5 separate regions of the Homo sapiens genome follow, and all the other regions are linked to region 2. Evidence: chromatin loops called from intact Hi-C (ENCODE). Cell type or tissue: endothelial cell of umbilical vein. All regions are shown on one strand. Each heading gives the region's core, and the rest is flanking DNA. Links, peaks and the distances in the headings are about the cores only.

What was found. A loop is a pair of places that touch in the nucleus more often than their neighbours do. Peaks named below come from ENCODE experiments on the same cell type or tissue, not always from the same donor. Only the 100,000 strongest peaks of a DNase experiment are listed, where the experiment ranks them.
Region 1: it touches region 2 in a loop (15-fold over the local background); 24 of 110 quality-filtered maps call a loop at or near these places.
Region 3: a loop joins it to region 2, with 3 times the contacts of the local background. A loop is called at or near these places in 5 of 110 quality-filtered maps.
Region 4: a loop joins it to region 2, with 13 times the contacts of the local background. A loop is called at or near these places in 86 of 110 quality-filtered maps.
Region 5: a loop joins it to region 2, with 9 times the contacts of the local background. A loop is called at or near these places in 64 of 110 quality-filtered maps.

Annotation. Positions count from the first base shown.
Region 1 is chr5:90,799,676-90,805,776 of GRCh38, reverse strand. ADGRV1 (adhesion G protein-coupled receptor V1) reads right to left here. Exons shown (of 90, transcript NM_032119.4): 71 at 2,895-3,038; 72 at 319-493. Among named protein-coding and RNA genes, the nearest start is that of ADGRV1, 240 kb to the right of the region's middle. RefSeq lists a silencer at 4,238-4,438. In endothelial cell of umbilical vein, for the core only: a CTCF peak has its summit at 2,866 (motif pointing left); a DNase peak (open chromatin) is centred at 2,876.
Region 2 is chr5:91,416,370-91,422,470 of GRCh38, reverse strand. ARRDC3-AS1 (ARRDC3 antisense RNA 1) reads right to left here. Exons shown (of 3, transcript NR_027435.1): 2 at 3,700-3,762; 3 at 1,756-3,616. Among named protein-coding and RNA genes, the nearest start is that of ARRDC3, 36 kb to the right of the region's middle. In endothelial cell of umbilical vein, for the core only: no CTCF peak of the experiment used is centred there; a DNase peak (open chromatin) is centred at 2,690.
Region 3 is chr5:90,706,423-90,712,333 of GRCh38, reverse strand. ADGRV1 (adhesion G protein-coupled receptor V1) reads right to left here. Exons shown (of 90, transcript NM_032119.4): 39 at 3,425-3,518; 40 at 1,275-1,353; 41 at 1,012-1,150; 42 at 1-47. Among named protein-coding and RNA genes, the nearest start is that of ADGRV1, 150 kb to the right of the region's middle. In endothelial cell of umbilical vein, for the core only: a CTCF peak has its summit at 2,812 (motif pointing left); a DNase peak (open chromatin) is centred at 2,793.
Region 4 is chr5:90,862,975-90,869,075 of GRCh38, reverse strand. It overlaps ADGRV1 (adhesion G protein-coupled receptor V1), which reads right to left. Exons shown (of 90, transcript NM_032119.4): 83 at 5,219-5,319. Among named protein-coding and RNA genes, the nearest start is that of ADGRV1, 310 kb to the right of the region's middle. In endothelial cell of umbilical vein, for the core only: a CTCF peak has its summit at 2,622 (motif pointing left); DNase peaks (open chromatin) are centred at 2,015 and 2,485.
Region 5 is chr5:90,929,611-90,935,541 of GRCh38, reverse strand. All of the region lies in intron 83 of ADGRV1 (adhesion G protein-coupled receptor V1), which reads right to left. Among named protein-coding and RNA genes, the nearest start is that of ADGRV1, 370 kb to the right of the region's middle. RefSeq lists an enhancer at 5,554-5,931. In endothelial cell of umbilical vein, for the core only: a CTCF peak has its summit at 3,250 (motif pointing left); a DNase peak (open chromatin) is centred at 3,381.

The sequences.
Region 1 (6,101 bases), core at 624-5,623, 620 kb after region 2:
TTTTTATTTTTCTTATTACTGTATTTGCCAAATTAGATTCTTAGAACTACTTTCAACAAACTCCTATTGTATGGACAGAGTAGTTTGCTTAGTGACCCCAGTCTTTTGAGGTAAGGCATGGAGTTGTTAATTTGACTGAAAAAAGCTTCTCTCCTTTTCTCACCAAGCAGCCTGCACTACTCTGATCACTTAAATATGGGAGCATTGTATTCGAAAACTACATTTAGTGTCCAGAATAAGGATAACCCAAGACAATTAGTGGCCAGTGATATCCTTCCAATATTCTACAGGACTCATCTTAGAAAAACTACAACTCACCCAGTGTTGGGGTCATGTTGCCAACAACAATGAATTCAGGAATTTCTAACCCAGGAGCATATCCAGTGGTCCAGGCAACCGAGAGAGCTCCATATGTGCCTCTCCTAGAAATCATAACGTGGCTTGTGCCAGCAGTGATGTTCATGAGTTGAAAAGCAGTGGATTCAAATCCGACCTGAGGGAAAATCATGCTTAGAGTATTTTATTTCTCTCTAAACCTTCCTGTTTTCTGAGGAATGGGTTAAACGTAAACTTTCCCTTGGTTTATACAATATATATCCTTGTCTCATACTGAATTAAAGAGAAGTGCTTAAGAAATAACATCTCAGACTTTAAAATTTATTTTACTTTATTATTTAGGTTATAGTTGATAGCTTTTTCTTTTTTTAATCAAAACGTTATCTTTTGAATGAACAACATCCAAAAAAAGATAAGCATAATTATGGTTAAATGAAAGCAAAATATGTTAAATGGCATTTAATATGACTTGTTCATGGGTCTTTCCAGAACCTCATTTGTAGAACTAAAATTTGACTTCTAAGATATAATAGTGTATTTTTTCATTTATAAAGTAAGCACCATGAACTAGACCTTCTATTAGGGTTCTTTTCAGCTCTGACTTAATTTTATATCTTTTTTTGAAGACCAGAAAACTTCAAAGTTTTTTTTTAATACCCATCTTTATCACAAGCATCAAGTAAGATTTTGTTTTATGTGCAACGTTCCCAGGGTATGTGATTTATAGATGAAATAAGTTCTGAGCAATGAGTAAGAATAAAAGCAGATTCCTGGCTTCACATTTTGATTTGAACAATTCAGTTTACCTCTTTTGGTCTCAATAGCTATAAATTTGGGATACCATTTAATCAAGAGTTATATATTAAAACTCATTCTCCCCTTCTTAAATTGGAATGAAGAATAACAGAAAAACATGAGAGGGTTCCGCAGGATAACTTCTGGAGCCACAGAGGAAAAGAAACAACAACTACTTTAATTTGACCCCAGCCTAGATTCTCTGTTACAGTGAGGCTTCTCTTTTTCTTCTTTTTTTTTTCTTGAGACAGAGCGTCGCTCTGTCATCCAGGCTGGAGTGCAATGGTACGATCTCGGTTCACTCCAACCTCTGCCTCCCAGGTTCAAGTGATTCTCATGCCTCACCTTCCCCAATAGCTGGGACTGCAGGCATATGCCACCACATGCAGCTAATTTTCTATTTTTAGTAGACACAAGGTTTTATCACGTTGGCCAGGCTAGTCTCAAACTCCTGACCTCAGGGGATTCACCCACCTGGGCCTCCCAAATTGCTGGGATTAAAAGCATGAGCCACCATGCCCAGCCCAGTGAGGCTTCTGCTTAGCAACTGCCAAAAGCTTTGAGTGAGATCATTCTTGCTACATGACTAGAGGGCTATTTTGAAATGCCCTAGCCACATCACACATACACACACACATGCGTGCACACACACACCAAACACTGATACAAGTATAGAGGTTACACCAAAGATGTGAATGTACCATGATGGACTCTAACCTTGCCCTTTGGGGTGATACAGTATTGTGACAATGTGCATGGATAAGGAGTAGGAAATGTTTTCCTCCAAATGAATGGTTTTGCTGAATCTTTTTTTTTTATAACAACACATGAACAAAAAGAAGACAACAAAATTCAAAGCATTAATCAATTCTATTTCCTCATTCACTCTTAAAGAAGAGGAGGTAAAGAAAAAAAAAACCTTTTACTCTCAGTTATTTTAATAGCCAGTGTATTCTATTTTAAGAGAAAAAGCACATTCATTCTCCTTGGAGAAGATGCTCAGGCGGGAGTAGCTGAAGAGCATCCCTTAGTGGCCAGAGACTATATCTGCCCATATTCCTGCCCATTCATCTGTACAGATTCCACCTCAGCATCTTGAGCCAGGCTTGCCCGAGTCACTTCAGCTCCCACCTGAAGGAGTAGGATAGAATTATATCACACAATGGCTTCAAACATACACACGTTACCATAGCCACAGATAACAGCCTTGTCTTTTTCATATATTGACAGAATCCGCCTGAAAGGAAAGGAAAGCCCTCAAGTTGTTCTTTGTTCTCATGTGCATTTATGAAATGATTGGGAAATAATCTTTCCTACAACGACCTCAGACAGAAGATGCAAATACTTAGTTGCAACCATATCACAGGATCTGACCATCAGCATTTATCTACATCAAGACAAACTCGCCCCTGTAAACCAAAGTCTGAATATTAAACATAAACATTCACAATGTTAGTATGCGAAAAAGTGTGGAATATTAGTGCTTCATTATAATTTTAATTATTTAACATAAAATACCTCAATATTAGATACAAAATATCAAGAAGAGATATGGACATATCTCTTTTTTTCCTACTGAATGTTGAAAATAGACTAATTATTTTATATAATATATCTGTTACATCTACTTTGATATTCACAGAGTTATTTATATTTAAGAAAATAGTTACTCATGAGAAATTCTAGCTCTAAGAGTCTCCGTCCTTCCTGTAAAAGCTGCCCTCTAGTGTTCTGCTGAGAGAACCACACACAGGGCCAATTACCTGAGAATTGGCAGCTTTCTCAGAGACTGGAAGGACAGCAGATTTTGCTTCCTGAAGAATTGTTGGCATTCCATAGAAACGTCCACCGACAAGCATCACAGTCACCAGTTGCAAAGTGAAATTAGAGCCCAGTGATAGGAAGACCTATAAACAAACAGTGTCAGTGATTTAGAAATAATTTTCAGAGAAAAATGCTGTTCTTTGACTTGAGCCATTAGCATAATGCCTGAGGTTGCTTTAGTAGCAAACAGTTTCATCAATACATGCACTTTTCCCCATCACAAAACAAACCACCAGTATGTAGGGTGTGAGATAAGGAGTGGAAGATGTAGAGTATAAAAAACTACAAATTGGCTGGGCACAGTGGCCCACACCTGTAATCCCAGCACTTTGGGAGGCCCAGGCGGGTGGATCACTTGAGGCCAAGAGTTCAAGACCAGCGTGGCCAACATGGTGAAACCCTGTCTCTACTAATAAAAAATAAAAAATAAAAATAAAAATTAGCTGGGCTTGGTGGTGCAAACCTGTGGTCCCAGCTACTTGGGAGGCTGAGGCAGGAGAATCATTTGAACCCAGGAGGCAGAGGTTGCAGTGAGCTGAGATTGTGCCACTGCACTCCAGCCTGGCAACAGTGCAAGACTCCGTCTCCCCTTCTCCCCCAAAAAAGAACAAACAAAACTAAACAAAAAAAACACAAATTTTCAAATTTTTCACATGTGCCCAAATGGCTTCACCAATGACAGTAGCCACACAGGCAGTGTTCATGATAGGATCAAGTATCAAGAAAACGGAAGGGGCACTCTGGCAAAGTGTCAGCTCCTATAAACTTGGCAAAACTCACTTTCCTCCTCCTCATTGAATAATTTCCTCCTCCTCATTGAATACTAATAATTCATCATATTTACTCAAAATGAATAATTTCAGTGTACTGATTTATGTTGGATAAATAAAAATTAATCCTATGTGTTACATATTTTCAAAATTTTAGAATCCAACAAAATAGGGGGAATCTGGAATTTATGTATTGATGTTATGCAAAAAGTTATTTTTGAAACTTACAGCACATTTTCCCATAGAAACGTTGGTCTTGGTAATAACCCCCAAGTTATCTCACAACCTGGAATATTCCCAAAAACTTTGCATATCTTGATTGAATGTAAAAATCAACCATTTCTGTAAAGTCTCTTCTTCTTTTAAATATAATGAATTTAGACAACACATCCTCAAATTTGCAAAATATATACCATGATGGTTTCAAATATTGGGCAACATGAGGGTAACAGGTGTTTTATTCATTCAAAATGACATTCACTGAACATGAATCATGGGTCAAGTGCTAAAAAAAAAAAACAAATAAATCACAGAAAAATTTTAATCATGTATATCGCACCTCTCCTGTAAGAGTGTACCCCTCCCCCCATGAAAGTCACTGGCTGGGCAGCTAATGATTTTTCTTTATCTTTATTTTCCTAAGAGTGAATAGCCAGGTGTCAGCTTAAAGCACCAGGTCACTTGTGCCTTCCCGCCTAGCTCCTCTGCTCACAGGCCCATCCGGTACACACAGATTTGTATGATGTGGCAGATCCCCAGGGAGCGGTAATTAAATGCTAAAATGGAACATGAGTTAGAGCAGATTTGAGGAAAAGCTGGTTCACCTACAGAAGAAAAGAGGTTAGATTAATTTAAAAATGAATTTGAAAGTTTTTAGGAGTTGATCATGTTCTCAATACGCTCTTCCATTTCCGTAATCCAAGACTGCATCACCAATACCATTTTCTATACTGCCTATCATTCGTTCTTTATTTTTATTATTATTATATTTTAAGTTCTAGGGTGCATGTGCAGAATATGCAGTTTTGTTACATAGGTATACATATGCCATGGTGGTTTGCTGCACCCATCAACCCGTCACCTATATTAGGTATTTCTCCTAATGCTACCCCTCCCCTAGTGCCCACCCCGACAGGCCCCAAGTGTGTGATGTTCCCCTCCCTGTGTCCATGAGTTCTCATTGTTCAACTACCACTTATGAGTGAGAACACGTGGTGCCTGGTTTTCTGTTCTTGTGTTAGTTTGCTGAGAATGACAGTTTCCAGCTTCATCCATGACCCTGCAAAGGACATGAACTCATCCATTTTTATGGCTGTATAGCATTCCATGGTGTATGTGTCACATTTTCTTTATCTAGTCTATCACTGATGGACATTTGGGTTGGTGCCAAGCCTTTGCTATTGTGAATAGTTCCACAATAAACATATGTGTGCATGTGTATTTACAGTAGAATGATTTATAATCCTTTCGGTATATGCCCAATAATGGGATTGCTGGGTCAAATGGTATTTCTAGTCCTAGATCCTTGAGGAATCGTCACACTGTCTTCCACAATGGTTGAACTAATGTACACTCCCACCAACAGTGTAAAAGCATTCCTATTTCTCCACATCCTCTCCAGCATCTGTTGTTTTCTGACTTTTTAATGATCGCCATTCTAACTGGTGTGAGATAGTATCTCATTGTGGTTCTGATTTGCATTTCTCTAATGACCAGTGATGATGAGCATTTTTTCATGTTTGTTGGCTGCATAAATGTGTTCTTCTGAGAAGTGTCTGTTCATATCCTTTGCCCATTTCTTGATGGGCTTGTTTTTTTTCTTGTAAATTTGTTTAAGTTCTTTGTAGATTCTGGATATTAGCCCTTTGTCAGATGGATAGATTGCAAAAATTTTCTCCCATTCTGTAGGTTGCCTGTTCACTCTGATGATAGTTTCTTTTGCTGTGCAGAAGCTCTTTAGTTTAATTAGATCCCATTGGTCAATTTTGGCTTCCGTTGCCATTGCTTTTGGTGTTTCAGACATGAAGTCTTTGCCCATACCTATGTCCTAAATGGTATTTCCTAGGTTTTCTTCTAGGATTTTTATGGTTTTGGGTCTTACTTTTAAGTCTTTAATCCATCTTGAGTTAATTTTTGTATAAGGTATAAGGAAGGGGTCCAGTTTCAGTTTTCTGCATATGGCTAGCCAGTTTTCCCAACAGCATTGATTAAATAGGGAATCCTTTCCCCATTGCTTGTTTTTGTCAGGTTTGTCAAAGATCAGATGGTTGTAGATGTGTGGTGTATTTCTGAGGCCTCTGTTCTGTTCCATTGGTCTATATATCTGTTTTGGTACCACTACCATGCTGTTTTGATTACTGTAGGCTTGTAGTGTAG
Region 2 (6,101 bases), core at 716-5,715:
AATCTAAAATTTTACTGGTATATATTAGCTTGAGGTATGTACAAAAGCCCTAGTGGGAATGTCAAAAAGGCATGTAGGTATATGCATCTGGAGTTCAGAGGAGAGGTTTTGACTGAAGAAATACTTTGGGAGATTACTTAGCCTATAGGAATACTTTAGGGGAATCTTTAGCCTACAGGATTGCAGGTTCTGAGATTATCAGGGAAGAGTGCTACATTGTTCAATGAATATTTGCTGAATGAATAAATGAACAACTCATTTAAAATGTAAGTCATAAGAAAGAGAGACAAAATTTAAATCTTGACTGTGCCACTTGTAAGCTGTATGACCTTCTGTAAATCACTTAACAACAGTGAGCTCAATTTTCTCATCTGTGAAAAGGGAAACAATAATAACCAGCTCGCTTGGTTGGTTTTAGGATTAATGAAATTACAGTTATAAAGTGCTTAACAGTGAATGGCACACAACAGCCTCCAGTAGATGTTAACTTTCCTCCACTTGACTTCCACAATACCCAGTGCTGTAGGTGAAACTTCCTACTGCACCTTTACCAAGCAGCTCCTCTCCCCTTCTGCCTTTCTCCCTCCTTTCCTTTGCTTCCTTCCGTTACTGACTTGTGCGTGCTCTCTCTTTATCTTTCTGTGTGTGTGTGTGTGTGTGTGTGTGTGTGTGTGTGTGTGTGTGTGTATGTGTATGTGTCTTTCTGTTAAAACCCATTGAGTGCCTGCTACCTATATGTATAATGCTTCTCTTGGACACTGAAGATACAGCAGTGAACAAAAGTGTAGTAGCACAGAACACAAGCAATCTTGTGGTTTACATTACCCTAAAAATAGAATTAAACCAAAGACCCACTTAATCTAATTAACAATGATAAAAGTGAGTCACTACAAAAGAAAAAAAAATGACTTAAAAGCAGCCATAAAGAATGAAATCTTGTCCTTTGCAGCAACATGGATGGATCTGGAGGCCATTATCCTAAGAGAATGATCTCAGAAAACAGAAAACCAAATACCACATGTTCTGACTTATAAGTGAGAGCTAAACAATGGGTACACATGGACATAAAGATGGAAAGAATAGACACTGGGGACTCCAAAAGGAAGGAGGGTAGGACGGGAGCAAGGATTGAAAAAGTTACCTATCAGGTACAATGCTCACTATTTGGATAATGGGTACGCTAGAAGCCCAATCCCCACCACTACAAAACATGCGCATATAACAGACACATGTACCCCAGAATCTAAAATAAAATAATTTATTTTTTTAAATTGTCAGTAAAAAGAAGAGAAGCAAAGAAGTTTCCACTAGTTTCTAGAGAGGTAACTAAAAAATTCCACCAATATGAACTCTTCCCTCCCTTGGCATTTTGTTTACCCCATGCTGTGCCCCACCGAGTTGCTTCCTGGATTGTGAAAAGAAGCTCTAAGGAAAGAACGAGGAAGTATACAACTTAATGCAGAGCAACAATCACAGAAGCACTTTAATCAGGAGACACAGGAAACTTTTATCTTGAAAAGCTGAAAAGAAAAAGACTAAAAAAAGTGTTAATCCAGTTTTTCTGTCATAGCTTAATATGAGCAATTGCAATCATTCTGTTAAAATAAACGGCTTTCTCACAAAACTTGAGCATTTATGTCCTTAACCTCTTAGACACTTGTCCAGCAGTAAAGCTGGGACAACACTTCCCATTGGAAAGATGGTTGCGGAAATTCATTGAGGCCATCCACTGAAAGCATCTAGAACAGCCCTGGGTACAAAGCAGACAATTTTTTTTTATTATTATTATACTTTAAGTTCTAGGGTACATGTGTACAACGTGCAGGTTTGTTACATATGTATACATGTGTACACGTGTACAACAGCACATGTTGGTGTGCTGCACCCATTAACTCATCATTTACATTAGGTGTATCTCCTAATGCTATCCCTCCCACCTTCCCCCACCCCACGACAGGCCCCGGTGTGTGATGTTCCCCACCCTGTGTCCAAGTGTTCTCATTGTTCAATTCCCACCTATGAGTGAGAGCATGTAGTGTTTGGTTTTCTGTCCTTGCGATAGTTTTCTCAGAATGATGGTTTCCGGCTTCATCCATGTCCCTACAAAAGACATGAACTCATCCTTTTTTATGGCTGTATAGTATTCCATGGTGTATATGTGCCATATTTTCTTAATCCAGTCTATCATTGATGGACATTTGGGTTGGTTCCAAGTCTTTGCTATTGCAAAGCAGACAATTAACAATGTCACTACCAGCTCCTTCCCCTCTCCCTCTTGCATTTTTAAAATAAATTCTGATATTCACACACACACACGCACCCCTAGCTCAATCTTTTACAGAATTGTGAAAAAATAAATTTAGATTTTATTGAGCACGTCTAATTTCTTTTGGGGAAAGAGTCTTCTCTTGTATTAAGAAAAAGATAGCAGATTTATGTCTATAATGCTTTCATAAATAAATCAAATGCAAGTATAAAAGAACCTACTCAAGACTGAAATTCTGTCATATAACAATAGGTAACATAACAGAAATCTGTCTTTGATTTGTCTTCTCAAGTTCTGGAAATCAACATTTTAAATAATTTTATTTATTAATAGTGTTTATTGGAAAGTGCAGAGTAATTCACTTCTTAGTCATAAAAGAGAAGCTGAAAAGTTGATATTTGGCCACCAGATGGCGCCAAACCCCTAAATATTTTTGTGCCAGGCATTCAAAGCGCTCAAAAGTTAATTTAGAGCTAAAGGTTAGGCACTTGTTTATTGACTTTTATGCTTATATGTACAGCCATCTTGGAGAATCATAAAAAATAATTTCCCACAGATCACGACTCCTTTATGTGACCCTACCACATTCTTGCTTTGCTGTTGTCATTCTAATATATCTAGTTGAAAAAGTACTTTTCACCACCAGACCCTCACCACATAAGCTTAGTGAAGAATTTATTCATTAAACATTAAACCATGAATGATAAAAAAGTGTTAAATAAAATTTCTCCCAGCTCTCAAGTTTTAGTTATTTTAAATCCAAAACAACCCTGTAAAAACTGATTCAAACCAGCTTTCTAGGATCATTAAAGTTTGGGATAGAAAGTAAAACTGTTTCAGATGTATTAACGGGACATGGAAATTTCATTCTTAAGTACTGTGCATAGCTGCTTCTTTCCAAAGAAGTTACCCTTCATATGTGTCTTCTTCTCAACCTGCCAATCTCAGTACTGTGTATTTTTAAATCTGTTCTACATGTTTCTGGATGATACTATAAGATTTTGAGTTGTCATCTCATTGAAATGATTTCATTTTCAACATTCTATTTTTTATTTTTAAATGTAGGATACAGAATATACTGAAATTATAGATATTTGACATTTTAAGTTAATAAGTTAGAAATAATCAAAAAGAATATTAGAAATTTTCATTAAGAATTGAAACATATCAATATTGATAGGTTATGCAGTTATAATCTACAACTTCCAAAACCTCAGAAAATTAAAAAACAAAAGTTTATTTCTTGCTCACACTCCAACTTCACTGCAGGTCATTTTGGGCTCCTCCACATCAAACTCACTCTAGGAACCCAACTAAGGGGTCAGTCACCAACTGGAATATTCCTAGTTTCTATAACACAGAAGAAAAGAGCTAGAAAATACATACTTGCCCAAAAAGCTTCCATCTGGAAGTGACACATCACTTTCACTCACCTCTCTTTGGACAAATTAGTCACATGGGTACACCAAACACCAGTGGACCTGGAAAGTAGAAACCTGGAAATAGATGATGAAGAGTTGCTATAATTCATAAATATTAAATCATTATACCCATATATAACAATGTTTTGGGGCTACTATGATAAAAAAAATTTTATAAGAGTTTCTATGTCCTTACCAAATCTTCTTTGTATTTTCAATCTATGTAGGGTAAAAGATTAAAGAAAATGTAAAAAGTTCTTCTTTTTACAGATATTAAAACTGGAGAGAAAAGACATATTTGAAAAATAAAAATTCTTGGGACAACCAATGCCAGAAATTTTGACAAATATTCTCATAAGTGCTAAAGCAGATGAGTGAGGAAGCACAAGGTGTTAGTTAAAGAGTAACTGAAAGCAAGGAGATTTTATCTGGGTGTCACCAGAAGTGCAGCATTTGTATTGAAGTAGCTGGAGGACATTAGAAAAAACAGACAGACAGACAGGAATAAATGAGGATGTTAAGGAAGAATTTTACAAAATCTCTACTAAGTTTCCCAGATCAGCAAACATTTTCAGAGACAGAGAGAGAGAGAGAGAGAGAGAGAGAGAGAGTGTGTGTGTGTGTGTGTGTGTGTGTTGGAGAGAAGTGGGACGGGTGGGATAGTGGAAAGAAATCAATCCTCAAAGTTGCCAACTCACTTTTCCCAAGGAAAATTTTTTTAAAATTCTTCCATCAACTATCAACTCAATTTTATGAAGAATATTTTATCACAAAAAGCTAAAATAATATTGGAATTTTAATTTTGAATAATTTTAGCTTTATACAACCCTAACTTTATCATGTTACTGTGGACCAGTAAAAACTTTGTCACAAGCCAGTTTCTGTGAATAGCTGACCTGAAATGGAAAGTCCAAATTGAGATTAATAATTTCATCCAGTTGGCAATGAACAACTACTGTACATCTTTAAGTAGAGAGCTGCCTAGAATTGGGGGATGGAGCTGGAAGAAGGAATCTAGAAGAAGTGAGAACTTCCAAAATGACCCTGATGTAACCCTGAAACTTATGGGGACCTAGATTAGGATGCAGACAGAGAAAAAGGAGAGGAGTATTTTAGAAGGAAAACCAAAAGGAAACCTTAAAAATAAGCCTATTTTCCCACTGGAGGAAAGGTTTAGTTTGTTTTGGTTTGGTTTGGTTTTAATGGTTTGTATAACAAACAGAGTTCTTAAATGTCTAACACATCAAAATGGTCCATAGATCTTGAAAAAATGCTACATAAACAAAGATATAATCCAGTAATGAGAAAGAACAGTATTTCAACATCTTCCGCGGGTTAGGGGCTATTACTTAAACCTTCATCTGGTAGACTTGACCCCTGGGGAAGGCAGCAAACTGATCTTGTTTATGTAACTCTGATCTCACTTTTGTTTTTACTTTTATCATGACCCATTCAACCACGCAGCTACATGAAAACAATACTGAGGAACAGCCATGTACTAAAGTATGAGATGGTTATTTGTACCTTTGCAACTCTGAAGAAGGAAAGCATTACTTAGCTTAGACTACAAGTATTTATCAAGAATTATTGAAACTGGCCAGGCGCAGTGGCTCACGCCTGTAATCCCAGCACTTTGGGAGGCCGAGGTGGGTGAATCACCTGAGGTCAGGAGTTCGGGACCAGCCTGGCCAACATAGTGAAACCCCCGTCTCTACTAAAAATATGAAAATTAGTCGGGGTGGTGGCAGGAACCTGTAATCCCAGCTATTCGGGAGGCTGAGGCATGAGAATTGCTTGAACCCAGGAGGCGGGGTTGCAGTGAGCCGAGATCATGCCACTGCACTCCAGCCTGGGCCACAGTGTGAGACTCTGTCTCAAAAAAAAAAAAGAAGAAGAAGAATTTATTAAACTAAGAGCATATTTTATCTGCAAGTAGTTTTAACCTAAGTAAATCACAGTACTTTTCTTTGTAGTAAAATAATACTTTATTTTTCTGGGGAAAAAAACCTTGTCTGCATTAATTAACTTTTAAAACATACTTCTTTATATAGGGCATTCTTCTCCACCGCAAATAAATCAACAGATGGCATCATTTTTTTAAGATGACTAAAAATCCAACATCCAATCAAATTCATTATATTGTTATGCATCATTTTGGAAAATGCCTACTGCCATATGTTTTTAAACAATAACAATAGTAAATTTCCCCTCTGTTTTAAATGTAAAATATTTCAAGCTCACCAAAACATTCAGGGAATAATAGAAATATCCAGGCCAGGAGCAGTGGCTCACGCCTGTAATCCCAGCACTTTGAGAGGCCGAGGCAGACAGATCACCTGAGGTCAGGAATTCGAGACCAGCCTGGCTAACATGGCAAAATTCTGTCTCTACTAAAAATACAAAAATTAGCTGGG
Region 3 (5,911 bases), core at 907-5,906, 710 kb after region 2:
ATGATATTGACATTTTTATACCTTTCTCCATCAGCAAAATGAAGAATCTGGTCAAAAAGGTAAAAGCAGAATGTATTATATTTATATACACTGTGAGTTTCTATAGAATGTTTGGAAAGAAATACAATATAGTTGTGAATGTAAAGAATAAGCTATTTTACATTGAATTTTGTCTCCTTATATTTTGGTTTATATCTTTTTATTTAAATTGGCAACATTAAGTTTAAAAAGTAAAAATTAAGAGGGGGCTGGGTGCATTGGCTCACGCCTGTAATCCCAGCACTATGTGAGGCCGAGGCGGGCTGATCACTTGAGGCCAGGAGATTGAGAGACCAGCCTGGCCAACATGGTAAAATACACTAAAAATATAAAATACAGTAAAAATACAAAAAAAATTAGCATGGTGGTGGCCACCTGTAATCCCAGCTACTCAGGAGGCTGAGGCAGGAGAATTGCTTGAACCTGGGAGGTGGAGGTTGCAGTGAGCCGAGATCGCACCACTGCACTCCAACCTGAGTGAGAGAGCGAGACTTTGTCTCCAAAAAAATTATAGGGGAAGAGAAGAAAGTAAACATTTGGCTAAGAAATAAAAGGCATGAAGAGACCAAGTAAAAGTATTTTAAAACACTAAACGTGTTTCAGTGAGCAAAAACAAAGAAATGAAAGAGTTAAAATTTTCGTGAAGTGTAAGAAACATTCTGGGAAGATTATCTAATGATATAAATTCTTTAATATTACAGCTTGTATTCTCTAGTATCAAATACTGTAATGAAATAGTTAATGCATACAGAATAACATTTAGAATAGTAATGAAAATTCAATTTATATTTACTAAAATAGTTAAGGGAACTATTTTACCATGAGGAAATCTTCTGTCCTAATTTACTGTGAAAAATACAATGGTTTTTAAGAATAATTTATTTATATGGGACCTAAATCACTGTAATTCTCAAGGAATAATGATTATAAAATAATTTGTAAAAGTCATCTGTGATAGATTTTGAGACCCACCATTGGGGTGAAGATATAATCCAGCCCCACTTGTGCTTCCAAATTCTGAGCATACACAAATAAGGAAACATGGCCAAGAGGTTCTCTGCTCCTCTGGGCTACCAATGTTAAACTTCCATGGGTTTCATTTACTTCAAACCTATAATATAGCAAAAAAACAAAAACAAACAAAAAAAATTAATTTTTCCCTTAGAAACTTTTATTTGGTAGATAGTAAATAATATGAAACCCAGAAGAGGGCTCTCATGCAGCCTTGGCCTTACCTGCTTTGTTGCCATTCAATTACACCTCGGGCCCCATCATTGGCATCAATAATAACTTGTGCAGTCAAACCTTCTGAATCTTAAAAAACATAGAAGCATATCTTAAAATACATATAAATGATTAAAAATATTTTTGATATAGGATTTAAAGACAGTCCCTTTGAAATTATATAATTCATAATGTACAGGTATTATCAACATTACTCAAAAGATGTTTAAGAAAATAAAGAGACAATGCTTATCACGTCTGAATAAGGACACTTTTGGCTAACAAGAGCCACTGATTTATAGAAATTTAATCAACTGAGAACAGTATAAAATAATAAACAACTGAGATTACTATTTTGTTTCTATTATTTTAATTAGTTAAAACATATTTGGCATCTCTATTCTATAATATCACTATTTCAGGAGGAAAGGAAAATGGGGACAGTTGGAAGGAGTAGAAAGAGCAAAAAAAAATGAAAAATAAATGAAAGAAGTGCAAGGAAAGGTACAGAGAAAACAGAGGTGTGCAAAAGAGACACAGAGAGACATGGACACAAACAGAAGTAGAGACACATGGGAAAGATGGGGAAAAAGTTTGGTGAAGTCAAGAGAGATTAATATCAAAGTAAACTTATCTTCCCTTTTTATTTTTATTCTATCCACCAAACTTAGTATGTTACCAATACCTTAAAATATTAACTAACTCTGCTCCTGGTTGGCTTTTTGGTTTCAGTCTTAAAATATTACTAACCCTGCTCCTGGGCTAGTCTTAAAATATTAACTAATCCTGCTCCTGATTAGTGTTTTGGTTTGGTTTTGATTTTTGTTTTTAATACTTTGTTCTTTACCTTTTAAATTTCAGAGGTGCTACCTTAGTCTAGGACACTTATGGTAGCTGCCTGGATGGGGAAAGGGTAGGGAGAGTGTAATTCTCTGTAGAGTGAAAAGAACAACACTGTCCAGGAAAGCATATAAAATCAGGGTTTGCATCCATCAGACAAGAGGCTAAAAAGCAGAGATTCTAAAATCAGACCACACCATTGAAGTCAGCTCTACCAGTCTCCAGCTGTGTGATTTGGGGCATATTACGCAGCTTCTCTTAGCCTAAGCTACCTCATCTGTAAAATGAGAAGAATGTAAGTAATGATATTACTAATCTACAAAGCACTTGAAATAGGAGCATTAGAAACCACTCAACAGAAGTTAACTATTCAAATTATCTCAGTAAGAGGATGAAAGAAATATGAATTGTTTTGTTAGTTGTCTTAGTGTGAATAATAATTATCTTGTAATAATACTTGATGTAAACAGCCTACTCATTGGAATCATCTATTTCTTTAGCAAAAGAACTGAATTTATTCAAACAATAGGTTAGAAACTGATTATTTCCTTTCAATATTTTCAAAGTTATCACAGTGAGCTTCAGAAATGAATGAGGAATGCCTGTTTCCCAGGCCACTGCTCCTGGCCATGCTTCTCTTCCTTTAATCCAAATTAACTTTCCCCTGTCCAGCACTCCTTCTAACCAACTCAGCACCACCCTCTAGTGGGCCATCACACCTACAGGCTTCAGACAAAATTTCCCAGTAGTAAATGTCCACACTGAAAGAGGAGTTTGTGTTTAAACATAGGAATACATCTTTTCAAAGGAATCTAGATAAGTTTGTACCAAGGCTCAGGTTTTACCTTTCAGTCTGTAATGAATTAACTGAGTCTTTTCTAAAAGCATGAAAAGAAAAAGATAAAAGGTCATGAAAGAAGCAGAGAACACAATAAAGCAACAAAGAAGCAAATATCAGCACTGCTTAACCTAAAAGAAAATAAAAACATCTGAGAGTTTGGAGATCTACTGAAAACAGCTAATTTTAAAAGAAAATGAAAGGAAAATACCTTCCAAAGAGCTATTTTGAGGATTACAAATTTGTTTATAAAATAGTTGTAAAATTTAAAGAGCATCACACAATAATTTTTAATGTCTTTACATTGTTCATTGTAAAAATTGCAATATATGAGAGTATCAAAAATAAATATAAAAGCCCATCATATTTTAACACATAGCTAAGATTAACAAAACAGCACAATGATCACTTCTGATTCAAAAATGAAGTTTCTTCATTTCATTTGAAGTGAGCAAAAAGAAACAAACAAGAAACCCCTCATACCTAGTCTGGGAGGAAATGAAGTTGAAGCAGCCATGGTAAGTCCAACGTAAGTTAAATTCACCAGGAAATATTCTTCTAGCTCTGGTACATCATCCTGAAAAAATTACACTCATTAAATTCCTTTAGTTATACTCTCAAAGTAATTAACCCTCAGAAACTGTTTTTAAATTAAACTGTATAATTAGTATACAGAAGATACAAAAATGCAACCATAAAGTAGACAGATGTAAATTAGAAAAAATAAACATAAACGTATTAAACTTATACTTGGTTGTATAGGAAGTAATTAGGTTGACCCACATGAAACCACTTAAATATTTTAACATTTTAAATATAGATTTATATAATATGTAAACCAATTATATAAATATATAAGCCTAATTATTTTAAGCATAATATGAACAAAACATTTGAAATTACCTTAATATCTAATGTGTAGAAGGAGGAATAGAACACCATGGAAAAAAAAAAAGGCTCTGCAGTTCAAGGAGGCCTAGTACCAAATTCTATAATTTTAAGTAAGTTACTTAAATTTTAGAACTCCCAATTCTACTATCTCTATAACGGGGCAATAATAGCTCCTTTTGGGTGGGAGATTGTAATAATGATCACAAATCATATGTGTAGGGTGGCCTAGAGAAAATGCTTTAAAATTAATAGCTATTATTATTAATCACCAGTCCACATAATAGCAATGAAAACAAGGCAGATACCAAAAACATAAGGATTAGCAAAATCCATGTCAAGAGTGATCAGCCAGCCATCAATATTTACAAAGAAACACAATGTGTATGTATATTTATGCATATATAATGTCAGTACACACTCACCAACATATGCTTTTCTCCTCACTTTATTTAATGGAGTCATGTTTCCATGTGAAAATATAAGTGAAAATCATGGTCTCTAGATTGTCTTATGTAATATATGGACCAACATGAGTTACAAGGTCAGTGATATAGAAGGACTGCTGTGCCTACTCTTAATGTCCCCCACCCCCCACGCAATACTTCCTCCCTACCACTCCCCAGGGCAGCTTGCTCCTATATGCATAGGCCTGCAGTCTCTTAATCTTAGTGCTAATCAGGGAGCAGAAAAGGTTGCAAAGATCTAGGATCAAATAAAGGTGGAAACAAAAACCCAATGTTCAAAAAAATCTAGACTCCTCAGAGAAAAGAAGGGTGACTGTGTATTCTCTGCTTTAAAAACTAACATATCTAAGGAATAATCAATCCATTTATTTATATTGTTATTAATAGAGTATACATTTGAAAGATAACTTACTTGAAAGCTTTATCAAATCTTGTGTTATATCCCATATACTGACATAATATTACCTTTAATTTTACAGCTTTGGAATTTTTATACTGTTATATTAGGTCACAGTGCCACAGTAATCAACAAAATAAGTTACTGACTTCAGTTGGTAGATGGTTTACACCACTTATAATTCTGTAAAAGCACAAGCCTCCAAGATAATAAAATACATTTTAAAATAGAACTCCCAAAATACATAGTAATTGAAAAATATTTTCTCAACTGCAATATTCATGCTTTCTCCCTCTTTCCCTTCCCCTATCCTACACACTATCTCCTACTCCCTCCGTGAGTACCATTTTTATAAACCTCTTGGAACTGTATTTAGGTAACTGATACACTAAGTCCCCAAAACAACATGAGATTCCACAATATGAAAAATTATTTAAAATGCAATTTCAATCATTAATGATTATGCTAAGCTTAATGTAACCATAATCGCATTTTGTGCCATCTGCCTCTGGTGAGTTTCTCCCTATCTCTAATTTAAGTGGTCCTACTACCAACAAAGATTCTGACATACACGGATTTTCTGGTCCAAAGAATCCTTTGAAGTAATCAAAATACTCCTTGAAACCTCTTAGGTCTATGGCATCTCAAAGGTGACTGCCCTAAGAAAATTCTTTATCACGGACATGTCTGTAATAAAATACATAACAGCAGGCCTGTCTATCTAAACAAGAACAGAAACCCCTGTATGATTAAAACAACAACAACAACAACAAAATCAAGAAAAGAAATAAGATGATTTAAAGGTACCAGCAGGGGGAACAAGCAGAAGAGAATTCACCAGGTTTCTGGTATTATAATTGTAGAGTGTCCAAACCTGATATTAAAGTCAGAGTAATTTTTTTTTTTTTTTACTAATAGAAAAAAACTCAGGTAAACTTAGTTTTCATGAAACTTGATGTCTTAAAATGCAAAGTTACTAGAAGTGTCTTACTAAATGTTACCACTTATGTTATAGATAGACTCTTCCATCAATTTCTACCTTCTATGTAGTTACTTCAGGTTTAATACAATAATAAGGAAAAATATATGAGTTATCGAGTTAATGGGTGCAGCACACCAACATGGCACATGTATATATATGTAACAAACCTGCACATTGTGCACTTGTACACTAAAACTTAAAGTATAATAAAAAAAACTTATTAAACTATCTCCCCC
Region 4 (6,101 bases), core at 696-5,695, 550 kb after region 2:
AGTGCTTTAGGTTATTATTTACACGCTTTGTGTGCATGTATGCATCTTGCTTGGTATTTCTCATTGCGCAATCTTAATATTGTACATATGATAGATGAGATGGAAGTGGTCGAACTGCTGGATGAATAATGGTCTTGACCTGAGATGCGGGTCTGGCTCAGTTTTTTGGTTTAATTTCACAATTGAATGTTGAATGGTCACTCAGTCATGAATGTAATAATATTTTCACCATGCCATTGAGCATACCTAAATTGAGTCAAATAGTTTAATAAATTCAACTTAAATGTATATTCATATCTGTGTGCAGAATGTCTTTATTCATATTCACCCAACTAATCTCTACATGAAGAAAAGATACAGTTAAATACCCCAATCTCTACATAAAGACACATTTAAATACAGTTAATTGTACAAAAAAAAAAAAAAAGGCTTACATACTCAATATTATTCTAGCGGGGGGAGGGCACCTACAGGATCTTGGTAGAAAAGAATGAACTTGGGGCAGGGGAACTAGTTATATCTTCTTTCTAGTAGTTTATTTTATGTCCAAAACAACACTGAGAAGTTTTACAAATTGTCAAATGCTATGAGAATGACCAGAATAAAGGCCTTGTTCATACTCTAAATTATCTCTTAGTCCACTTGCCTAAGGACCTTTCCCTTTCTTAGAAAAAAGAAATAAAAAAAATCAGAAGGACACAGCAGCAGCCTTTCATTAATGAGGGAAAGATACAAGTGTGCAGTCGTTTTAAAGGCAATAATATTTGAAATGAAACTAAAAAAATTAATTAATGGGATTTCTTAAATAAAATTTCATACTAAGAAAAATAGCTTGATTATATGGATTTAGTAATAATAATAACAGCAACAGTGGCAGCAACAACAACAACAACCAGAGATGTTTTGGGGTCATAATATAGCTAATCTAATACCTTACTTAACAAGTAGGATCCGGAAACCCGCCATAGACTCACTGATGCACTACCTGAATTTTAACAAGATGCCTGCATTGAAGTTTAGGAAACACTTTCCTTGCTACTTTCTTGATCCATTTATATCTCCACTAACATATAATCATAAATGTTCTACTGAAAAATGACCCTCTGCTTCTCAATTTCCTAATCTTCAAAGCAAGATTTAATTTTGATCCTTGTACTTAAACGCTTACATACTTTTTTATTCAGCAAAAAAGTAGAAATAACAAAGGATATTCTGGTTAATAAGTGATTAACAAAAACTTCCAACTAAGGAAAATTCTTTTCTGACTGATGAACATTTTACCATCTCTATCTTACTCTGCTTCAGTTGATTAAAATATGCTTGTTACATATGTGTCTTCAAGCCTTACTCACACAATGACTTTCTTGAGTTGGCAATCTCAACAAAGCAGCGCAAGCTGCTGGAACAGAAACCAGGATTCATAGTATCCAGAAGGAGCCAGCATTTGGGAAGTCACACAGGACTTCTGCCTTTAGTCATGCACAAAGATTCCCAAAGATGCTAGGTACTCAAAGCGAGAATGACATAATTCCAGATTAAAGCAGAATCTTTTCGCAAGGGTGTCTGAGTAGGATCCTCCCTGGGAAACAGGACATTGCAAAATGACATCCCAAAATGTTGCAGAATGAGAAAGTGATCAAAAGACAGTAACAGTCCAACTTTTTTAAATTCCAGAGAATAGACCCCTAAGCTATAGTCTTGCGGTTAATGTACGGACTTATACACATTTCTAGATGAATTTGCTATTTAGTTTCAGAAAATGTGTTTATGCTGTACAAATAACAAACCATAGAGAAGAAAAACAAATATTTTCCCTTGTTAAGTATTATTAATCAGAGTAAATACAGTTCTATCTTTTCATCATGTTTTCTATGAGGAAACTTCTGTTCTTTTTTTAGATTTGGAGGATTGCTTTTCCTGACAGAACCTCCAGAACTGAGAACCCTGAACTGCAAACTTGCTCTTTGTCACTAGTTGTTTACCAGCCTTATCAGGGCACACATGGGTTGGCAATGTGATTCAAAGATAAAAATCCCAAAGATATAATTAGATGTTTTTCTCAGAAATATCACCCAATACCATGAAAATTTGTTTGCTGTTTCTTCACATCATACTTGAAGAGCCCCACAATTTCTTGTCATTTAATCATTTTCATTTATATAAGTGAGAAAAAATAACTTGGTATTGAAGAAATATGTACATTTTTTGATAAACTGAAAATAGAGACCTTTATCTCAAAGCTTCTATGACATAATAAAAACATTTTTCTGTATCAATAACACACTTAATGCTCATAAATATAATGATGAAGCTAATTTTATGTCCCTGAATTTAAACATATATAAGCAGTAGAAAGATATATTCAAAGCCAGTGGAGTACAATCTTTCTTATGGTACATTTGCATTTAATTAAATTCTGAATAAAGAGGATAAAAAGAGAAAGGTAGGACACCACAAATGTGTATTTGCTATGCTGCAAATACCCTCTTGCCCAGTTAAAGAAGTACTATGAAAGCATCTCTCAAGTTTTTTACTGAACGCCATCATGGCTAAAGAGAGATCGATAAATTTAAGGGAGAAAAATAAATCTTCTACTGCCACCTACTGATATTTTATAGTCAATGATTCTCAAGGGTGCTATAATGACAAACTCCAGATTCAAGCAGAATCTTGATTTTTAAAGCAGGAATAATCTTTGGATTTGTATCTATATTCCTCCAATCAAGAAAATACACACACACACACACACACACACACACATATACACATACACAATAAATTATAGTTATAATAGTCTACATATTTCTAGAAGTAGAAAGTAGAGCTGGACGAGCATATTTTCCTGACTTTCTGATTCACGGACCCATTATACCACACTGCTCCAAAAGGAAGTCCAGGACTACCACATTTCCATTCTTTCCTTCTCCACAAAAGCCGTTCTACTTAGTCCTAGTTCATTAATAAAGATTTGAAAATGAATGGTCTTGGCAGACTTGTCTGCAAAGTATTCACAACTCAAACACTCTAGGTCAGCTATAGAATTTTCCCTCTTAGCTAAAGAACCACAGGCCAAGCCTGCATTTTTTTAAGACTTCTCTAGAGTTGATTTAACCTCCAAAAATGACAATATAACATTGACAGAGGATCCCAAATGAAAGATCCAAGGCTGGAACTGTAATAACTCCTGTTGGCAAGATTCTATAACTGGAGCTATAAACATGACTTTAAAATTTAGATAGGGTGGGAGCCCAACTTACTGTAGTCAGCTTCTTGTTTTGGGGGGTCTAAGAATTTTTTAAAGCCTTAGCTAAAAGGTTTTAAGGGAGATAACTATTCTTAACTCAGAGGGTATTGTTAAATCTAAGTAGATAAAGCATTTTGAAATAAACTATTTTCTATCAATAACATACCAATTCTTCCTGCCAAAAAAGAGCTATGAAAATACTTTTTTAGTTATTTCATGTCACAAGTCATACACTACATGATTTTTCATGCCACATTGTTTCATGTATTCTAAAAATATACTGAAAAACATGGATATGACTAACCGTTTTGTCCAAAATTAATGTTAAGTACAATATGAATCAAAAGTCAGTGCTCCAACATAGAAATCCTGGTTTTGTCTTTCACATCCCTAGACACGAGCAAATTTGTCTGCTAGGACACTGAAGAGCTGTCTGTAATTCTATAGTGCTATAATTAAGTCTTGTACAAATTCTGCTGCCAAAAAATCACCAGAGTGGGTGGTGAATAAAGCCAAGTAAACTCTAATTATGGAAGGCGGGTTTTCTAAGATCTTAGATTCAAGAAGCAAAGGCGAGATCAGACAGCTAAGGCAGGTTACAAAGGCAATATAAATAGCCTTGTGAAATTCAAAGCAAGCCCCTTTGGTAACCACTGCTACTTCTCATAGCTCATAGGGCCTTTAAAAAACCAATCAGAGACCTCTGCTTAGAATCCAGCACTTAATTATTCCCTGAAAAACAGAGTTATGGAATTTACAGTCATTTTCACTCCTAGAACAAAAAAGGGTGACAGAATCCCAATGTTTAAGATAATTTTCCATTTTATATTTCAGCTCCACCACAAACGCTATTTTTTTCAAGTTCTATCCAGAGTTCAATAAATGCACTTTAGCATTCTAAAAAACTGTGCAAATCATGTCTACAGCACAATAAATACACACAAATTCAATACACACATATGACCAGCACCCAATCAATAGAGTATTGTCTGCATTGCAGAAGTGTCTCCCCATCCAGAAAAGTGGGATTTTTTAATTTTATAAAACAATATTAAAAATTATCTCCATAAGAGCATTATATAGAATATTCTTTCTGCCTGGATCTATAATTTCAGCCTTAAAGTAGAAGTGATTATGCTTTTTTTCCTTTGCCTATATAAATGTCTAGGCCCTTTTTAGTCCTTAACAACAAACTGAATTTTCACTCATTTGAGTCCCAGCTCAATATCATCTCCTCTATGAAGACTTTCTTGACCTTCAGAGAAAAATGAAAAAAATGAATTAAGCCTTCATCTATTTTCACAGAGTAGTTTGCAAATGGTCTATGTTCACACATCACACTGAATTAGTTATTTATATGTACATCTACTTTTCTAGACTATGAACACCGTATGGATAGAAAAAGCATCTAATTTCATCTTTTGTTCTGGTTTCTGTGCTTTACACAGTGCTTTAAACTAGATACTTTAAATTGTGTGCTAATAAGTCATTGTTTTTCACACAGTTTCTTCTACCATAGAAAACTGATTTTTCAAAAGAAAATGTTCTATCAAACTATTATAAGAAACAATACATAGTGTCCAGATGCTTTAAAAGTTTATATCATCTTAATGCCCTAAACATAAAGAATTTATAACACAGCATATTTCAAACAGATTAATAAAATGTTAATTTTAATGTATATATAAATTACAAATACATTCAGCATATATTAGCTGACAATAAGATGCTTTGTGATAAGAAGTTTTTTTTTTTGTAAGCGATGATATTAAGGTGCTTCTCTGTAGAAAGAAGCATTTTAGGCCTGATTCTCCTTATATGACTCTCCTGTCCCCATTCTCTTCCACTGCAAAACTAAACAAGTTTATTTCAACTAAGTTGAGATTAAACTTTACTTTTACACTCAGTTCAAGAACCAAAGAAGAAGAAACACAAACATCTCACGATAAATCAAAAATGCCAGCGCTCTCCTACCTGTGTACCTAAGCTGGCTGCCATCATGTGAGTCAGAAGTTTAGCTGCAAACATGGAGTACCTGGCACAGAAGATATGGGAAAGAACAGCCAAGCAAAGACCTGTAGGAACAAAAAAGTCCACATATGGTTTAATAATCCATGAAGATTCTAACAGCATCATAGCAAGAATCTTTGGGGGCAGCTAGGCATGTCAGGTCTGCCACCTGCCTCTGCCCAGTACCTCTGGAAAAGATGACATGGCAATTGTAATCTACTCCATTTTCCATGACAAGTAAGATCTTTACACTTACCAGTTAAGCCCAATATTCAGGCATGTGAATAGGATTTTTCAGTCATAAAATTTTGACTGGTCCTACCAAAACTCAGGTTTGGTAATTACCCCTTTTTTATCTACTAGAAATAGTTCTGTAATTACAATAGTGTTAGTTATGAATTTTAAAGGCAACTTTGCAATACTGGATGCCCAAACCAGGAAGAAAGTGTGCTATTTTCTCCACAATGACTTTTAACTTAAACTTCTACATTTCTAAGTTGTATGAAGAAAATTATTCTTATTATCTTTGAGTTTGTTTGAATTCACCTGTTTACACTACTTCAAAGGGATAGTTAGAACCTTAGCACTAATCCAACAAATCTTTTATCTTGCAATTCATATAAATTTCTTTTAATGTTAGATTTTTAAAGGCAGGGTATACATGTGTTTTAAAAATATTTTCTGCCTTTTAAGACTTAAATGTGCTGCATATGATAACCTATTTGCTTTTTCACTTAAGCTTTTACCCCACTCTTATTCTCAGTAGGGTTATTTTGTCTAAGGATTACTGAAACATAACAGCAATTGACATATGTATACTGCTTTGCCATGTGCTTTGCATTTTTAC
Region 5 (5,931 bases), core at 932-5,931, 490 kb after region 2:
TTTTAAAAGCATAATCAATCTCTATTCTCTATATTAGAAAGCAAAACATGATCAAATAGGTTACAACTATTCCCCTCTGCCAGCTGATACCAGTCAGGGTCTAGGAGGTGCGGAAGCTGGAACTGAATGTAGCAGAGAGATGCAAAGCTCTAGTACTCACCCCTGGCCATTAGCAGCCTCATTGTTAACAAATATAATTTTCTATATTTCTTATGACATCAAAAAGGCTTAAAAGCAAAACTATGGAGTATGTGAAAGTATTAACTTCTGTTTTGACAAACATTAGAGCTGAACAATCTAATTTCTCATTGGAGAGCCTTGAACCTTATTGACAGGAATAGGAAGGATTTCTTGTCTAGGTGAATATGCTTAATACTTTCACTGATTAAGCATTTACTGTTCTCCATTATAACTGGCACCATCATAAATGCCAGAGATGAAAACAAAGGAAAACAAAACAAAACTGTTATGGATTGAACATTTGTGTCATTCCAAAATTCATATATGAAACCTTGACCCCCACTGTGATGGTAACTAGAGATGGGGCTTCTAGGAGGTAATTAGGTTTAGATGAGGTTGGATGAAGTTATGAAGGTGGGGCCCTCATCATGGGATTAGTGCCCTTGTAAGACACACCAGAGAATTTGCTCTCTTTCCTTCTCCAAGTACACAGACAGAAGAGGTCATGTGAGCACACAGTGAGCTAGAGGCCACCTAAAAGCCAAGAGAAGAGGCCTCAGAATAAAATCTACTTTGTAAGTGCCCTGCTCTTACTTGCCAGCCTCCGGAACTGCGAGAAATAAATTTCTGTTGTTTAAGTCACACAGTCTGTTGTATTTTGTTATGGCAGCCCTAGCTGAGACAAAAACAAAACACCTCTGAAGAAGCAGTGGTCCCTGTGATCTCAAGGACCCAACAATTGAAAGTCTGGAACAACAATTCAAAAGGTGACATGATACCCATGGACAAGGTTCAGGATGGAGGACACAAACAAAACGCCCAGGGAACACACGAGAGGAAGTGCTTATCTCCTACCATGAGAGAGATCAGTAGCTGTGGGCAGGTTGCTAAAAGGAGCTGATAAACAAGATGGGCCTGAAAAGCAGGATTTTATTAGACTTAGAAGGGTAAGTGGCAGAATAATGTTCCGAAATAACCAAGGTTTTTTTCCCTCTGGTTTTCCTTTTCATCTGTTGTAGTCTCCACCCCTTCAAGCAATAGCAAGATTGAGCAGCATTCACCGCCCAGGGAAGACATCAATTATAAGCAGAATGAAGATAAGGAAGAGATCAAAGGCCTGGAAGAATACTGAGCAAGGGCAAGACTTCCCATGCTAGGCCAGAACAGATCTAGAGACCTGTAGGGTCGGAAGGGGAGAGATGAAGAGGAAGCAAAGAGAGTGAAAAAATGAGGTGAGACTATGCCAACTTCCAGCAAGAAGAACAGACAAAACCCCTGCAGAGGTTTAGGGATCTGAGGTCAGTAAGAACCCATGGCTACTTTTCTGAAATAGTTTCTGGAGTAGAAAGGCTACAGTCTGTGTCTAGGCAGCTGTGCCTGCGACAGGCCCCTTGCCTACCTCCCTAGATGGCTCAATGTTACAAGAGTCCCCAAAGGCCTACGTGCAGCCACAGAATAAGGCCAAAGGAGACCAGAATTGACAGATTGTTCATACCACCTAGCAGAATAGGGCTCAATTCAGCTGTGAACAAATAGTTATATTCCTCACATATCTCTGTGTGTGGACTGAGATTCACACCTGCTACAAGAAAATGGGCATTCCAGGCAGAAGGAACCTAAACAAAAAACAGAAGGATTGGAGGGCAGAGAACTTCCCGGGAGAACCAAGTAGAGGCCTAATAGTGAGGGTTTTTGAATACCAAATCAACTCAAAAGTTAGAGAGATTCTCTGAAAAGTTAGTCTCATCAACCAACTCTTCTGCACAAACCCTGCCAGTGACTTTCTATCTCATTTGGAGAAAAATTCTACTAGGTCCTGGCACATCTCACTAACTTCATCTCCCACCACTCCCCCTCACATTCCAGAACCAGACTCACTTACTGCCCTTAAAATAAACCTCAGGACTATATTTGCTTTGCCCTTTTATCTGGAATGTATCCCCCAGCTACATGCATAGCTTTCTTCCTCATTTCCCTCAGATCTCTGCTCAAATAGTATCTTCTCAGATACATTTTCCTTGGCATCCCTATATAAAATAGTTCTGCTTCTAACACTCTTAATCCTTTTACAACATTACCCTTTGTCATTGCAATTAATCCTACTCTGGTGTGCACCCCTGCCTTGCCACCACTACCACCAAACATAAACACCATGAGTAAATTTTGTTTGTATGTTCATTGCCGTAAACAAAATATAGAACAAGGCCCGACACAGAGCAGACACTCAATAAGTGAATGAATTGATGGGACCAGGTCTCAAGCTCTGAGATTAAAAAATTTGAGAAATCATGCTTTTTAAGTAAACCAACCACTTTCAATTTGAAGTTCATTAAAAGTCTTCAGAGAGTGATTATTCCGGGATCACTAATAACTCTAATTTTATACGTATAATTATATACGTGGGGCCTGCATATCAATATGTGACCAGCACAATGTGTGATGAGAGTGACTTTCACATGCCACTGAGCAAGTGTCCTTTTTATACAGTCTTGTTGCTGTGTGTTTTTACATGTATACATATATGTATGTGTGTATACTATGTGTATGTATACACACACACACACACAACTCACGACAAGCCTATATTCTCTGATTTTTTTTAATCTGAAAGCTTTTTCTGACACAAATCACTGTTTGTCTTTTGCAGCGATGCATTCTATGGTGACTTAATGTTTTCAATTGTTCACAACTGAGCTATACTTAGAGATCTATATGTTTTTACATTTGAAAATAAATATCAGGGAGAATATTACTATTTTAAAGGTAATAGTAGAACTTTTAGTGAACACTTGATATCAAACACATTGTGTTTTTCTAGTAAGTTAAGCATCTCTCCACAAACTAGTACCTTGAAAAACAAGTACCAACCAAAACATTTGGAAGTTGTTTTTGTTGGTTTGTTTTAAACAACAACAAAAAAGGCCATTTCCACTAGCAAACAGAAGCAAGGTACAAAACTTAGCTTAGTAACAAAAACACAAAAGATGAGTAAATACCCACAGGTTTTTATTGGGGAAAGTCAGCGGGACACCCTGGGAAACAGAGCTTGGAAAGAGTGCCTCCTAGTGGGCAAACTAACTCAATGTAGACGTGATGAGATGGAAAAGTACCTTTTACACGAAAATGAAATGGGATATTTGGGAAATCATACCACTAATGAAAAAACATTCACAGCCCTGAGAACTCATTTCCTGGCAAGTTACCACTTCCTTGAATTCTCTCACCTGCTAAAATGATTACATACAGATTTACCCACGAAGAAAATAAACTAAGCTGCCCTGCAATGCTTGAGAAATCCCTTCTAGCAAGTGGAAAATTTATAACAATTTATGTGGAGAAGGAAAATAAAACAAAGTGAGTAAAGTAAAAATCTAAAGCTAGAGTCCCTCATGCTTATCTTTGCTGTTTCAACTTTGTGCCTCTGCTCTTATGGACCATTCATTTTATGTCCACTAAATATTCAATTAAGTTTTCAGATTTTAGGGGCTTAAATTTATTTAAGCAGCAAGGAACATCAATTTTTCTCTAAGCCAATATACGGTAAAGGATTTTCAAGTATATGCCTGTCCAGAAAGAGTGATTTCATTTCTTTTCATCAATTAGGAAACATGCGTAATTATAGACTAACAAGTAGGAATTAACCATTATTAAAATATTTCTTTTAAGAAATTGTGTTGTCAATTTTAATAAAATGTTTGTTGAATTATGCTGTTTTCCATACTTCAACATAATCACATATAAAATTTGGCACATAAGCAAAATGATTTTTTTCTTACAATTTGTGATTTTTAAAAATATGCTGACTTCCAGGTAGAATTATATTACTTCAAGAAAAGCAAACATTTTACCTAGTGAAATTTGTCAATTTGGGCATCACTAGGAGAACTGAACTAAGAAAAGGAATTTGATTTATAGAAACTATTTGAATGTATCTAGCTCCATAAGTGAGCTAGCTTCATTAAGTGAGCTGGATACATTCTTGGATAAGTGACTAACTTTTTGGAAAACTCATCCCTTCCACATCACCCCTTTGCCCTAAATCTTCACTGTATAAACTTGTTTGATATCTGGCCCTTGATGACTTAGCTCTTGTTTACCAGTCCAGCCTCATCCCCCATGACTTCTCAAATTTGCATTACCCACCAGTCATCTTAAACTGCTGTTTCATTCTCTTTCTCCATCCATACACGACATTCTGTCGGATCTGCCTGCTTTTACCAGTGCTGCTTGCTTTGCCAGGACACACTTCCAGCAAGTACCTCCTTCTCCCTCCTCTCTCTCTTCACCTATAAAAAAATCTACAAATCTTTCAGCTTTGGTGTCATCTATTCCGAGTCACCTTGGGATGAACAAAGTGGCCCCTTCTCTGAGGTCTCATGGCACAAGTTCAGAAGTTTTCTTATCACTGATGCAACATACTAAAATATTCTGGTTAGGTTTCTCCTTCAAAGTTAGGCAGTAGTAATCCCAGATGGCCCAGAGGGGACCCTCTGCAAGTGTTTAATGAATTGGATATTCTATATTATGCAGGCTCTCATATTGTGAGAGATATTTCATTAAAACCTAGGTAAAATTATTGTTACCGAACATGAAACCACAATATTTCCTCATGTAAGTTATTTACAGTAGTGCAAGACCAAGTTGATTAGGGCAGTAAAAATTATCAGGTAAGCAAAGGAGGATTATAGTTTCTGCTTGAAAATTTGGACTCACGTAAATTTAGAAATAACTCTCTAGTATTTAAAAATTAAAATTTTGGCTAACACTAATATTTGGTCCTTTTTTCTTTGGTTAAAAAAGACACATAAATACTCAGACACAAAATGATACTGTTTCATTGACAAGAATTCATACATTGAATACCAAGTTATAAAAGTCCATGTACAAAACCACCCAGGCAATAAAAGTATTACCATTTGGTCGTTATGAATTTTAGATTATGTAGGAATGTTCTTGGCCAATTAAGTCTATAATAAAAATACGTATTTTTTTTAAGTTGGCATTCTCATTCACTATTTCTGTTTGTTTCTTATTTGGAGTTTGCCGGAAGGACTCATGATATGCCTCTGGCAACGTATTCATTTTGTTAGACCAGGACTGAAAGTAAATATTGGCATCGATGTTTCTAATAAGAAAGTAGAACATCTGACTCTATCACTCAGGAGGCTGTTGCAGCAAAATCACAGCATAATCTGTCCTTAAAATAGTACTGTTAAGAAATGTATTTTTTTTACCAAAGATTTGCTAGACAAATCATATATTTTTTAAAAAGAAACAACAAAAAGAAGATGTTTAGTGGTCAGGCCATTAAAATGGAAAGCCAACACCCATGGCTAAAATTAATGCCTATTTTAAATATAGACTGGCCTTTTAAAATTCATCTGCTATAAAACAGAATATGGATAAAAAACTAAACTAAAATACAAGCAGAAATGGAAACTTTTCTTAAAAATGATTTCTTAATGTTTCTGTAGGATACAGTCATTTACTTTCCTTAACGTTGTACAGAAAAAAAGAAACATATCTACATATTAGTCAACAACTTAAAGGTAGTCAATGCAGTATAATCCATACTGTACCAACTAATATGATCAAAAGCTATTTAAAGAAAATGTGCCTAATCATTAATAGTAACATAAAAAGAATAGCACTGAAAACAACTTTTAATCTGAGATGTTGTCAGCACTTAGAACAAATAACCTGGGGGGAGGAGCCAATATGGCCGAATAGGAACAGCTCCGGTCTACAGCT